2 separate regions of the Homo sapiens genome follow, and region 1 is linked to region 2. The links are chromatin contacts, found by Hi-C or POLR2A ChIA-PET in ENCODE. All regions are on one chromosome and are shown on one strand. The core of a region is the stretch at or near the end of the contact, and the rest is flanking DNA. Distances in the headings are between cores, read along the strand shown.

Region 1 (7,308 bases), core at 4,180-6,679, 230 kb before region 2:
TTCATATAAATGGCATCATATAACATGTGGCCTTTTGAAACATGATTCTTTCACTTTGCCTAACAATTTTAAGTTACATTCAATTTGTAGCATGAATCAATACTTCATTCCATTTTTGGCTAAGTAACATTCCATTGTATGGGTACGTTAGACTTTGTTTATTCATTAATTAGTTAACAAACATTTGTATTTGACTTTTTGGCTCTTATGAATGTTACTATGAACATTTTGTGTGGAACAAGTTTTTGTGTGGATATATATCTTCATTTCTTTTGGGTATATACCTAGGAGTGGAATTGCTGGGTCATGTATTACTAGTACCTTTGTGTTTATCGTTTTGAGGAAATACTAAATTGTTTTCCAAATCAGCCGTACCATATTACAATACCACAGCAATGCATGAGGGTTCCAATTCTCTACATCGTAGCTATACTTATTCTAGTCTTTTTAGATTTTTGCTATCCTAGTGAATGTGAATTAGTATCTCAATAGTTTTGTGGGATCTTTCATAGGGTGATTGGAGTTCAGCTTATCATTAATATTTCTTTTTTTTTTTCTTTTTTTTTTTGTGATGAGTCAATCTCTGTTGCCAGGCTGGAGTACAGTGGCGCGACCTTGGCTCACTGTAACCTCTGAGTCCTTGGTTCAAGTGATTCTCCTGCCTCAGCCTCCTGAGTAGCTGGGATTACAGGCACGTGCCACCAAGCCCAGATAATTTTTGTATTTTTGTATTTTTTTTTTAGCATAGACGGGGTTTCACCATGTTGGCCAGGATGGTCTCGATCTCCTGACCTCATGATCCGCCCACCTCGGCCTCCCAAAGTGCTGGGATAGCAGGCTTGAGCCACTGCACCCAGCCCATTAATATCTTCTAAGGTTCAGGCTTTGGTATCAAATCTGAGCATATTTCCCTAATGATTAGTCATGTTGAGCATTTTTTACTATCTCTGTTGGCCATTTTGTATGTCTTCTTTTGAGAAATGTCTATACACGTTCCTTGCCCATTTTTAAAATTAGGTTTTTTGTTTTCTTGTTATTGTTTGTTATTTTTATATTTTGGATATTAACCTTTTTTTTTTCTTCAACTTTTATTTTAAGTTCAGGGATACATGTGCAGGATGTGCAGGTTTGTTACATAGGTAAAGCATGTGCCATGGTGGTTTACCGTACAGACCATTCTATAACCTAGACACTGAGCCCAGCATCCATTAGCTATTCTTTCTCCCTGTTAGAAGTGAGAACATGTGGTATTTGGTTTTCTGTTCCTGCATTAGTTTGCTGAGGATAACAGCTTCCAGATACATCCACATCCCTGCAAAGGACATGATCTTGTTCCTTTTAATGGCTGCATAGTATTCTATGGTGTATATGTACCACATTTTCTTTATCCAGTTTATCATTGATGGATATTTAGGTGGATTTCATGTCTTTGCTATTGTGAATAGTGCAGCAATGAACATACATGTTCATGTATCTTTATAATGGAATGATTTATATTCCTTTGGGTATATACCCAGTAACGGGATTGCTGCGTCAAATGGTATTTCTGTCTCTAGATCTTTGAGGAATCGCCACACTGTCTTCCACAATGGTTAAACTAATTTACACTCCCTCCAACAGTGTAAAAGTGTTCCTTTTTCTCCACAACTTTACCAGCATCTGTTGGTTTTTGACTTTTAAATAAGAGCCATTCTGACTGGCATGAGGTGGTATCTCATTGTGGTTTTGATTTGCGTTTCTCTAATGATCAGTGATGTTGAGCTTTCTTTCATGTTTGTTAGCCACCTGTATGTCTTCTTTTGAGAAGTGTCTGTTCATGTCCTTTGCCCACTTTTTAATGGTTTTTTTTTTTCTTGTAAAGTTGTTTAAGTTCCGTGTAGGCTGTGGATATTAGACCTTTGTCAGATCGATAGATTGCAAAAATTTTCTCCCATTCTGTAGGCTGTCTGTCTGTAGGCTCTGATGATAGTTTCTTCTAACCTTTAATCAGATATATGACTTGCAAATATTTTCTCCCAATCCAGAGGTGGTCTCTTCACACTCACAGGACCATTTCTCAAAAAGATGATTCTTTCTGCATTGCATTGTCTTTGTATCTTTATTAAAAATCAGTTGACAATAAATACAAGAATTTTTCTTATTAAGCTTATGCCTAGGTATTTTTTTTTTGCTATCATGAATTACATTTCATTTTCCAACTTTTTTGTTTGTATATATAAAGGTTATTAATTGTTGTAATTGTAGTTTTATAAGCTATTGTCTTATAAAATTATTTTATTGCTTGTGTAGTGTTTTCATCAATTATTTTGTGTTTTCCAGATATTTAATTATATCACACTATATCAAATAGAGCATACATAATTTTCAAATTGATTTTTACCTCTTCCTTTCTAATTCTAAGGCTCTATTTTCTTCCTCTTCTTTGAATGCATGGCTAATACCTCTAATAATATGGTAAATAGTAGTAAAGATAGTGGTCATTCTTGTCTATATTCTGAATTAATGGTACTGCCTCTCATATTTCCCCGTTAAATTAAAAAAGTGTGTTGGCTGTCAGGCTGAGTATATAAATGTTTTCTTAAGTTCTGGAAGTATCCATGAACTCATGATACATGTGTTTTTTAACATTAATGGGAATTGATTTTTTTAAAATGCCTATTGTGCATCTAAATAAATGATCATATATTCTGTTCTGCTCATTAATATGTATATTTGTTTGTTGAGCCCATTTAAAATTCTATTTAACTTCTGACAATTTTGAGTATTCAGTTTACATTGGCATTAATTTGGAAAATCATCTTCCAGATAATTTCATCTAAAATTTTACCTATATTTTGTAAACTTCCTATTTGTTGGTTTTTCCCCAGGCTTTTCTGACATTTTTTATTCTAAAGACTTATAATTAATATTATAGAACTTTCCAACAATGCACTGATTTTAAAGCAAAGATTGTATGCACACACTTGGCCATTGTTCATTTTTGTAATTTTTTTTTTGGTAATCAGTTTGTTTGATTTTTTTATATCTCCATCTCTTCTTTGAAAGGGTTTTTAAGATGGCAAAATTTTTAAATTTACCTTTTTTAAGAGAACATGTGAACATTATTTTCTAGTTTATATCATTCAATTTTTTATCCTAAAATGACTGTGAGTTATCACTCTTGATTTTCAGAAAATGAAATTCTTCAGTTTGTTTCCACTGAGGATAGTACAAATTCTAAGCTGTGGCTCTAAGAAAATCCCCAAGAAGTTCCCAAACTATTTTGAATAATAAAACTAACTTGAAGCCATCAGTTCTCGTTTTTCATGTTCCAACTGAGTACTCTTGTTAAAATCTCAGAGGGCAGTAGAGGGATACTGTAAGGTAGGAGGAGAGACTTTCTTTCTTTCTTTCTTTCTTTTTCTTTTCTTTTTCTTTCTTTTTTTTTTTTTTTTGAGACAGGGTCTTGTTCTGTTGCCCAGGCTGGAGTGCAGTGGCATGAACTTGGCTCACTGTGGCCTCAACCTCCCAGGCTTAAGTGATCCTCCTGCCTCAGCCTCTTAAGAAGCTGGGACTACAAGTGTGTGCCACCATGCCTGGCTAATTTTTGTACTTTTTGTAGAGATGAGGTCTCACTGTGTCACCCAGGCTGGTCTCAAACTTCTGGGCTCAAGTGATCTGCCCACCTCGGCCTTCCAAAGTGCTAGGATTACAGGCATGAGCCACTATGCCCAGCTATATTCTGTCTGTTTTCTTCCTGCTCCTAACTCTATCTCTAACCTCATTCCAGCAAGGGTTTTTCTCTCCTGGAAGTGTAGTTTTGGTTTTAGTCCTCCTAACCTCCTAACCTTATTATGACCTTTTAGATACATCAGCATTAACTATGTGATGCCCTTTCCTCCAAAATCTGAGTTCCAGATCTGAGTTCCAAAATAGAGATTCTCTACCAAATTTCTAGGCTCTGATATTCCCAACATTACAGTTTGTTCCCTCACTGTTGGAGTGGTCCTTCTTGTCTACAGTTACTTTGTTTTGTTGCTTCAGGGTTCCCTAACACCTGTTTATGAATTCCTCATGTTAAATTCATTCTGTTGCAATACCTGGTGTGAGTCCTTTTTTCCTGCCTCATCCCTAATTAATGCACATATGTTATTTTCAGTATTTTAGCATAATGAAAATTGCTGTTCTCAGTTCCTTTTGACATTTCACAACATCAGCTCCTCGAATATTATTTTTGGAATATTTTTATATGCTGTTTATTTAAAACATTTTCTTCTGCCTGGTAACAATTAAAAATTATTTTTAGCTATAAATATTCCAGGCAAACAGAAACAAATAGAAAACAATATGATCAGCAGATTCAACGGATAGTTACATTTTGCATATTTGTTTCAATTTCTGTTTTCAAAGACAGGAAATGTTACATATACAGCTAAACCCAATTCTGTACTTTTTCTATTCCTCAATATTGAAGGTTAATCACTGTTCTGAAGATGGTGTTTGTAACACCAGTTATGCTTCATACTTCTGAGGTAGGAGTCTGGACATGACTCAGCAGGCAAGACTCAACTCTGGCAGTGGGGTTCAGACATCAGACAAATTGAGGACTAGCTAAAACAGGGAAGAGTTGGAAGCACCTCTCCAGAAGACATGCCCACCAGTGTGCCATATCAGTTTACCCTTGCCATGGCTACACCCAGAAGTTATGGATGAAGCTGCTATGGATGAAGCTGGAGGACATTATGCTAAGTGAAAAGTAATACACAAAAAGAAAAGTACTGAATGATCTCACTTAAATGTGTAATATAAAAAAGTCAAATACATAGAGAAAGAGAATAAAATGGTAACTATCAGGGATTGGGGAGATGCAGGGAGAGGGAGAAAAAATAGAGAGATATAGGTCAAAGGATCCAAAGTTGAAGATATGTAGGATGAACGAGTCTAGAGCTCTAACGTACAAGACAAGGATGATGGTTAATAATAATGTATTATATATAAGATTTTTGTGAAAATAGTAGATTTAAGGTGCTCTTGCCACACATACAAAAAGGATAACTATGTGAGATGACGGATATATGTTAATTTACTTCACTAGAGCAACCATTTCACTGTGTACATGTATATCAAAACATCAGGTTGTATATAGAGATATAAAATAAAAAAGTAAAAAAAGATTGTGTGTTTAAAATGATATTCAAAAGAGGACATTTAAACAAAAAGGAGTTAAAATAATAAAATGCTTCAATACAAAATGTTTTAAGGGAATTTAAAAGGTGGGGAAGTATTAATTTTCATGGGCATTTTGTTGAATGACACCTCTGATGCTCAAGAACTGGAGAATGAGGCTCAAAGCTGGAACAAAGAGTCTTTAAGTGCCCTACATTCATAAAACCCCTGAGTATTGCAACAAGACACCTCGGGCTTAGGATGAAAAGGCCAAACCAGCTCTTCTGCTTCTGACCAGTTAGATGGCCACCCCCTTCTCAGTCTATTAAAAAGGGCAGGAATGAAGCAGTGGAGGTGATTCATCTGAGTTGTGAGTAATAAGCCTTTAGCAAGTGCAGTGAATGAAAATGCAGTAACGATGGGCCAACAGGTAAACAGATACAGCAGGAGTATTACTAACCACAGGTACAGTTCAGGGCCTTCATCAGTGCTTCCCCCACCAGCTACAGATATGAAGCCCCTTCATTCCACACTCCCTTGACCAAATATTCAAGGTCTCTTTCTTTGGGTTTACAAGTGTCCACAATGGAGCTGGGCATGTCCATAAGTGGTAAAAGGAGGATATCAGGAAACAGTCAGGTGATATAGTTGAGCAGTATCCTATCTGGCAAACAGCAGAGGAACAGCTGTTTAAACCCTCTCTTGGTGCCACTTGGCTCTAATCTGGCAAGGTTGTTAATCAGTTCTAAAGGACCTCGACTGGTCACATGGCTCAGTCCTGGCCAATCACTGTCTGTGTTCAGCCACAGTAGTCTGTCTGAGGGATAAGAATGTGGCCTTGGACTTCATATAAACATGATGGGACTGAAGCCCTCTTTCCTTGGGGTTACTAGATGGCATAAAGTTATCTACGTATTTCCTGAAGTCATATACTGTTCTTCTCATGGTGCAGGAAGCTTTCCCTTATACAGTAGAAGAAGATGAGACCAATACTGAGAAACAGTGCCAAGGGATGAATCTCATTTTCGCCACCCACTGACACACACATACATGCGCCCACACACACACACACACACACACACACAGAAAACCTGATCCACTCTGTTTCACAGTTCTACCAGCCAGCAAATGTCTGTAGTTGGTTAAGCTAGTTAAAGCTGGGCTTCAATTCTGGGTACCTGAAGAAGACTGGGGAATACACAGCATCTTTAGATGAAAACTTATTAATAGCAGCCAGGTTGGAATCTGTTTCTAAGGGATGGCTGGAGTCCTAGTTATTTTGGGGAATTGACTGAAAAGATTTCCACTTGTTTTACATACGGGGAGCGGCGGGGGGGTGGGGGGGGGGTGGGTGCCAATGGCACAGCTAGCATATTTTTAGAGAATTTAAATTTTGCCTTATAGTTTGCCTAGATAGAAAACCATCTATTACAGGGAGAATAAGAAAAGTAAATCTGAGAGTTAAACCTTAAAATTTTTTTCAACTTTGGTAATAGTTTTCTTTCCTTTTTTTTTTTGGAGATGGATTCTCACTCTGTCGCTAGGCTGGAGTGCAGTGGCACAACCTCGGCTCACTGCAACCTCAGCCTCCCGGGTTCAAGTGATTCTCCTGCCTCAGCCTCCTGAGTAGCTGTGACTACAGGTGCACACCACCACGCCCAGCTAATTTTTTGTATTTTTAGTAGATATGGGGTTTCACCATGTTGGCCAGGATGGTCTCGATCTCTTCACCTCGTGATCCACCCGCCTTGGACTCCCAAAGTGCTGGGATTACAGGCTTGAGCCATCGTGCCCGGCCTTCTTTGGTAATAGTTTTCAAATGAATCTCTTGCTTCTTGTTTACATCTGAGAGATGGTTTATGAATTGTATAATTCACATCTGCTTCAAGGTAGGTTGGTAATATTTCAGTGGGCACATTATTATAATTGATCAAATTCTTTGGATAAGAATGCATTTATTAATAAACAGAAACATCAGAGTAAGCTCTGAGCATTCTTTTTTGTAAGACAATTTAGGGCAATGTTGTGTTGGCTTCTATGGTGATAATCACATTTACAGAAGTATTTGGGTCAAATATAAACTACTGCCCATGTTACATTCTTTGGAAGTGATCAGCTTCTGAGGAAAGACAGAGTGGCTGGTGTTGTGGAACATGTGGAATA
Region 2 (7,717 bases), core at 3,029-5,528:
TGCTCTGATGCCTGCTCTCCACGTTCACTCAGATTGTCAGGCTGCACATTTTGGTGAAAAGCAAGAATTTAAGTTATTTATTGCAAACTGGAAATAAAGTCAGGTAATGAGAAATAACAGCAATAGACAATATAGAGAGGAGCTAGCAGTCAGGCCACCTGTAAAATGGTCATTATCTCTTTCAGAAGTAAAGTAGAACTGGTCAATGAAATTCACAGTAAGGACAAAAGACTCCAGGTTTACCACCCTTCCATCACCCTCAGCCTTCCCAACCTCTATTTTTAGTGTCCAGAAATTGTACCAAATAACAGACCACAACCAAAATAAGACATGCTACTTAATAAGAAAGAATGGATCTGTATATAATAACTAAGTCACTGTGCTATCAAGCATGTTCATTCTAGCTCACCAAGAAGTGCTTGAAATTATAGGTAAATATAAAATGAGTTCTTGTCAAGTGTAAAATTAGAGTTTCTATTTCTGAATAAATACTTTTCATATAAAATAAATATGTACAAATAGTGGAATTAATAGTATTTGGTTCCTTTTTTGTCAACTTCAGTTAATACTAAAGTACCAGATACCACAATTCCCATTTTCAAGTATTTTCTAACACTATCTTATGTGATCAAGATAGAAGAGTCTATTCACGTATTCAAGCTTTCCTCTCTGAAATCAGTAAGTCCAGCTGCAATCAAGCCCACATGGCAAGTGGAATTTTTGCAGAAGCAGCTCATCCACTTCTCTTGGTAAGTTAGAATAAAACATGTTTCCATAAATAAAGTCGAAACCTTTTCTTTCTGTCTTTATTTAATCTACTCTAGAATTGTCTGTGCTATCAAAACTGTGGCAAAATAAAAAAGATATTACAGATAGATAAATGCACGCAAAACTATGGGAAAATAAAAAAGATATTACAGATAGATAAATACATGCTAATATAGAATATAAAATATATTTTATACATGCATTTTGTTTCATATAAAATACAAAAGAGTTTAGGATTCTAACTTTCAGTTGCTAGCTTGTAACAACTTCAATCATACTTTAGGCAGACCCAGCTGAAGCATGAATTTTTCAGAGTTTATGATATGGTTTTGATCTGTGTCTCCACCAAATGTCACGTAGAATTGTAATCCCCAGCGTTGGAGGTGCAGCCTGGGGGGAGGTGATTGGATCATGGAGGCAGTTTCTCATGAATGGTTTAGCACTATCTCCTTGGTGCTATTCTCACGATAGTGAGTTCTCATGAAATCTGATCATTTAAAAGTGAGTAGAACCTCCCCCATCTCTCTCTCTTGCTTCTGCTCCTGCCATGTGAGACGCCTCACTCCCTCTTTGTCTTCTGCCATGACTGGAAGATTCCTGAGGCCTCCCTAGAAGCAGAAGCCACTGTGCTTCCTGTACAGCCTTCAGAACTGTAAGCCAATTAATCTCTTTTCTTTATAAATTACCCAGTCTCAGGTATTTCTTTAGCTATTATGAATAATGCTGCTGTGAATATTCCTGTAAAAGGCTTTTTGAGTACATATTCTTTCACTCCTGTTAAATAAATATCTACTAGTGGAATTGCTGGGTCATAGGGTACATGCAAATGTACATGTAAGAAAATATGCTAGATTTTCTCAGAAGATTTTGTCTTTTATTTTACATTTGAGTTTTTGCTCCATGTCATTATTATTAGTCAAGGATTTTACTGAAGGTAGAAAAACAAAGACACATTAACAGTATAACATTTATTAACAGTATGACAAGAAAATTTCATCCACAATTTTGCATGTTTCTATAAAATAGATAAATAGGCTATACACTCACTTTCTTTTCTTCTGCATCTTCCACATTCCTTGTCCATTATATAATTGGGAATGCTTTACATATTTGCTCAAAAGTCTTGTTTTTGGTTCATATGAAGATATCTGGTGTTAATTATATATGCCAGTTAAAAATAGATCTAAAGTCAAAACAAAACCAGTGAAAATAATTCATATTCAATTGTTGATTAAGTATGGTCTTGCTTTGTTTCACTTCCCACGGGTGAAATCTAGGATCTCTTATCACCCCACAGCCTCATATCTCCCAATCAGCTGGTGTTGGTTAATGCCATCTCCTTCAGAGAGAACCAGAAAAATGCACTTCAGAAAGACCAAACAAAAGCAATGGCTTTCACGTTGGATGAGGTGGTCTCATGTAGTCTCATGGCTTAATTTGTTTATCTCTTAAAAGTAATCCTCAAAATTTTTGTCCTTAAGAACTGCTAAATTATTTCTGGCCTTAGGGAAGCAAATTAATTTCCAAGTGGCTATCCTAGCTACATTTGCAATAAAAAGCAGATTTTGATTTATAAAATATTTATTTTTTTGTTGAACCTTTCTTTAAAATTTTCCACTGTTTTTTACCCTGTATAAAAATAGAAATTCTATTTTAGCAATGCAGTTGTACAATTGAAAAATGCTATGAAATATAGACTTTGAAAGTATTTAAAATAAGTCTTGGTTAAGACCACTTAAACTATTATCAAGCCACTTACCTCTTGCTAACTGGAAATAAGGTCAGGCAATAGAAAATAACAGCAAGAGACAACTGAGGAACTAACAGGCAAATCACTTCTTTTAAAATTATACTTTAAGTTCTGGGATACATGTGCAGAATGTGCAGGTTTGCTACCTAGGTATACATGTGCCATGGTGGTTTGCTGCACCAGGCAGGTCACTTCTAAAATGAGTTTGATCTCCCTACAAAGCCAAGCTGAACTGGTGAACAAAATGCACAGTCAAGGTGGAAGGTTCTAGGCTTACTGCCCTTCTACTTAGCACCCTCAGCCTTCCCAACTTTTCTAAGTGTCAAAAATGTCCCAAATATCAGGCCACAACCAAAATAAGACATGTTATTTAACAAGAAAGAATTGATCTGTATATAATAACTAAGCCACTGTGCTATCAAATGCATTTATTCCAGCCCACCAAGGAATGCTTGAAATTACAAGTAAATTTAAAATTTGTTCTTGTCAACTGTAAGAATAGACTTTCTATTTCTGAATAAATACTTTTCATATAAAATAAGTAGTAAATTAAGGAGAAACATAAACCTCTAGCCAAACACATTAGTCATATCTGGAAGTATGTAGTAATGCCCTTACAAAGAATATTACCATCACATTCACATTTTGAGGTTATAAAATGAACAATAAATTATATAGATGTTATGGCTGTGATTTTTGAAAATACAGATTCTAGGGCCACCTTCCTGGGGACTCTGATTTGCATGATGAACTTGAGTATACATATTTTCAAAGAGCCCCTTAGGTCCTTCCAAGGATCAGCCCGGTTGGGGAATCACAGTATGTAGAAAATGGGCTATTTTAGCAGGATTCATAAAGAGATGCTCAAAGGGGTAAGCATACCCCACAGCAAATAGATTTGCTAGAGAAAGCAGCTAACAAAACAGAATATTTTATTTCACAGAAAAATCTCATCCATTTGGCTTATATACACAATGCAGGTGTATATACCTGTTAACTAGCATTTCAAAGATAAAAACATAAAGTATCATTATGGTCATAACAAAATTTCCTTAAAGTAGTCCAATTATGAGAGCTCACCTAGTGCTTTGTCACATTCTTAGCTATTTTGTAACTCCAGAAATTATCAGAATCAGCTCAATGCTGCTGACTAGTTAAGATTAGTCAGATTTTACTCGAGCTGGAGAGACTTCTAAATTATGCTCTTGAAAGGACCTATTTGTCCTTTAAAAATGGTTATCCTGGTAAGATCTTATGGTGTGGGTATTTCCCAGCCCTTTGAAGTGAATTAACTGCATCTGGAAGTCAAAAAAGTACACCTGAATGAAATTAATATATTGGGGAACTTGAATACTTTGGACTTTAGTAGCAGCTTTGTTTAGGTTCCTCCCCTCTTTATGTCATCAAAATAACGTTCAATCGTAGGTATTTCTAAAGACGGATGGATGGTTTTCTTTTGCCACCAACTGTAGGCAATTTTGGAGGATGAAAATAAACATAAATTTTCTATGTCCTAAATAGCAAAAGAAAGAGATTGGCTTTATTATTTCACTGTTTTTACTTTTGTAGTCTCAGAGCAGACCTGTGGAGATGATACATGCTCCATTTAGCTTTAAAAGGAGGCTCCATTAAGGACCCTCCTTTACAAGTGCTTGAGATGCCCAACGTGGAGGATCACCTGAGTGTGGTCATTGTCCTACCCAGCAAAGACATCCACTTGGAACAGATAAACCACTGAGCCTCCGCAGCTGTAGTTACAAGAGAAAGGCTCTGTGCTTGAGAATGACACATGCAGAAAGCTTGAGGTTAAAGTAACCGCATACACTCCTACTTCCTGTGGTGTCCTGTCCATTTACAAAAATAAGCAGAACCCCCAAATAAAGTAAATGCCCACATATTAGAATTTGTTGCTTGTACTTTTTAAAGTTTAGGTGTTCAAAACATAGTCATGTGCTTTTCTCTTTTGGTCCTCACAGGTTTTTGTTGTTGTTCTACATGCATTTTTGACATGTTACGTATTGGCATCTCCTTCGGACCTGTTGCCAACCAACTGAATCTATTTCCATCAACACTCAAGGCTGCAACATGCAGATGCAATGCTCATCTTTGCTCCTTTCTTGCTTCTCTGACACTTTCCTGAGTCTCATGTAGCCCCAGCTGTGCCACATTGTGTGTTCTTGCATTGGGAAGTGGTGATCTAGACCAACCTCACCATTCCTCAGCAGCTTTCTTTAAATCCCTGCCTTCCTTTCATTTATTCCGCTTTTTGTGCTTCTCCTGGGTTCTGCATTGCTCACACCTGTTTCTCTCCTGCTGGGAACATCTCATTCTCCCCTCCACCCTGTCTCCATCTTTGGTGGCAAGATCCTCGCTGATCCTGCGAGGCAGGCTGGGCCGGCACTGCTAGCTCATTTGGCAGAGAAAGAAACCTGCAGACCTGGCAACTCTATGATTTGCTCAAGTTTTCATAGCAAGTTAGTGTCTGTGACATCTTAGAGGCCTGTTTCTGGCTTCTCAGCCCACTCTAGACTTGGTGTTAAAACATCTGCCCAGAGTCACTAAGACCATGGCTGAAAAATCAAAATCTCAGCTCTTATATGTAAATAAACACATTTATATATGAGCAAATAAACAAATGTAGAAATAATATCATCGCTAGATGCTATGAAAATAAAAGATGGACATGGGATAGTGACAGGGTTGGAAAGCATCTATTTTACACAGGACGATCAGGGAAAACCTCTTTTACAAAGTGATATTTGAGTTATTATTGGTAATTAATGATTATTAATGTTAGATTATTACTATTGAAGGCTTCTTTCCCATGGTTATTATAGGAACACTAAATTTGTTGGTGGCAGAATTGGAATCTGAGCACAATTTTGCCACAAACTCATACTACCTACATAATTATATTCTCAACACTCTGGGTGTACTTAAATATCCTTGGGTTGAGTCATGAAAATGGAACACTTTAGAGCAATGTTAAGATCTCTGAAAAGTAGGTAAATCCTCAAGTGTGAGTACAGTTTGATACAATGATCCTAAAGGGGGAAGATTAGGGCAGGGAGATGAGTATAGATCTTTATGACCAACTAATTTTTTCCTGTTAGAATGCCTAACATTGATTCACCACTCTAAATGAAAACAGTCATCCCTGGTTTCTGAAATGAGTATGAGTTGCAGGTGGTTACTCACTGGTATATGGTTAATGTAAATTCCATGCAAATAGTTTTTTTTTTTTTTGCTTGATGCTGCATTGGTTAATGTCTAAATGCCTATCTCCCAATAAATTCCATCCCCAAAAGAGTCTAAATGAGTCACTGCAAACATGAACCTCCTTCCACTAAGGACAAACGGAATGAAGAAAAGCCAGAAAAGACAGTATGTGAAGAGTGGACGAGAAATAGGGCAATCTCTTTCCCAAGTGGCTGGCACCACAGGCATGCCACCATACCTGGATATTTTTGTATTTTTTCGTAGAGACGGGGATTTGCCATGTTACCCAGACAGGTCTCAAACCCCTGGGCTCAAGTGATCCTCTGGCCTCAGCCTCCCAAAGTGCTTGGATTACAGGCATGAGCGACCACTCTCGGTCTAAACTGTGCTTCTCAGCAGTGTTTTTCTTTCCACTGTCTCATGTAGGTATCCCTCCCATTTTTCCTTGGTTCAGTTTCCAAGGGTTAAAATTATAGCATACTAATAATTGCATTTATTTAAAAATTAAGATCAACACAATTTCTTAGGCAGTTTACAACTTACTCAGAACCTCATTTATAGGTTGTCAAAATTTAGAATGGCTTTTCCAATAAAACAATACTATTGTGTGATTAGATTACCAAGTTGGTTCACAAAAGCTTGTTTACCTAAGCTAGCCCTCACCGGGTGTATGGTGTCTACCAGGCACTCTGCAAAGGTCACACAAATGACCCGATTTAATTCTCACCCAAATCCTGAGAGGCACTAACTTTTTTTCATTTCAAAGCTAGGAAACGGAGACTTAGGTTTATAATGTAACACACAAGTAGAAAGGGTCAGACTGAATTTTCAAACTCAGAAGTTTGGATAAAAGACCTCCACTCTTAACCACAATCCTGCCCTGTTCTATTCACCAATTCCCCCATCTTCATTTTGAGGCCCAGAGCCAGGGCTCCTATAGCAGAAGATGAAACAGAAAAAAAAGGCAGGGGAGTGGTTGCCCTTGTTTTCCTTGTATAAGACTGGACACGATTTACAAATACATTTGTGAAACATTGTCAAGTTTACAAAGAAGTTCCATACTTGAAATCACTTAGGGGGCAAAATGTGTTTTTATTTTATGCTCATTCTTTTTTTGCTTTTGCTCCTCTCCTCTTCTCAATTCCTACCTTCTTATCATCCAGCTCTGTTTACCCTTTGCCTCCAGGTACTCGTGGTTCCTCTCAGGGGATCCCACTGAAAACATGATGGGAAAAGCGCTGGATTTAGTGTCTGCAGATCCAAGTTGAAATCCTGAATCGGTGCATTTAGTAATTGACAAACTTGAGGAAGGCAGTGACCTCCCAGAGGTGATTTTCCTCCTCCGCAAAACAGACATTCAACATTGCCTCCTTCACAAGGTTGTTAGGAGAATCAAAAGTTTCTTTCTCATAAAAGAAAATGCTGGCTAAGTTGTTAACTTTATAATTATACGCTGCCAAAATGTGCACCTGTCTAGGAGCACTGTGCAAGGAGTCCAGAGAATCTTCTTCGGGTCATCCCTTCTTTTCCTGTGTCTCTCCTCTTTTTCCTCTTTGCTTTCTATCTCTATGGGAAGAATTTTATTCCTGTGTCATATTGTTTTCAGGCTTAATTATCTAATGACAATTACTTACTTACCCTTGGGATATCATCTTGCTTCATTCTGCATTTCTGATTTTATCTGATGGGATTGATTCAGAGAAATAGTTTTGAGTATTTGCCCCAGATTTTAAAAATTCGAATTATATCTCTCCTTTTAAGTGAGTTGTGGGGGCAGGAGGTGGTCACAGTTCAATGCACAACTAGTTCAATCTCTTTGCTCCTATCAGAACTTTAAAGAAGTTTTTTTTTTTTTTTTTTTACCATTTGGCTTTAAATTTACTGCTACAATAAATTTAATGTTAACCACTTCCTTTAATCCATTTCATTGGTCACTTTGGTCAGGTGAATCATTCTGATGATGCCTGTGCAATGCAATGA

The links. Hi-C counts contacts between places; a loop is a spot of excess contacts on that map. ChIA-PET counts read pairs that join two places held with the same protein, here RNA polymerase II (POLR2A). Pooled maps may share reads with other maps.
Region 1: a loop to region 2 is called in a pooled map, with 7 times the contacts of the local background. The contact joins two enhancer-like sites. A Hi-C loop is called at or near these places in 2 of 168 maps with a recorded cell type or tissue (A673 and chondrocyte), 8 of 37 single-sample maps with no recorded cell type and 5 of 50 pooled maps. POLR2A ChIA-PET finds 5 or more read pairs at or near these places in 1 of 52 experiments (BJ).

The regions. Positions count from the first base shown.
Region 1 is chr18:63,599,487-63,606,794 of GRCh38, forward strand. No RefSeq gene overlaps it. Among named protein-coding and RNA genes, the nearest start is that of SERPINB13, 16 kb to the left of the region's middle. Within about 2 kb of position 5,430, at least 3 of the 41 ENCODE cell types and tissues checked have a DNase peak (open chromatin) inside an H3K27ac peak, as active enhancers do.
Region 2 is chr18:63,826,978-63,834,694 of GRCh38, forward strand. No RefSeq gene overlaps it. Among named protein-coding and RNA genes, the nearest start is that of SERPINB7, 55 kb to the left of the region's middle. Within about 2 kb of position 4,279, at least 3 of the 41 ENCODE cell types and tissues checked have a DNase peak (open chromatin) inside an H3K27ac peak, as active enhancers do.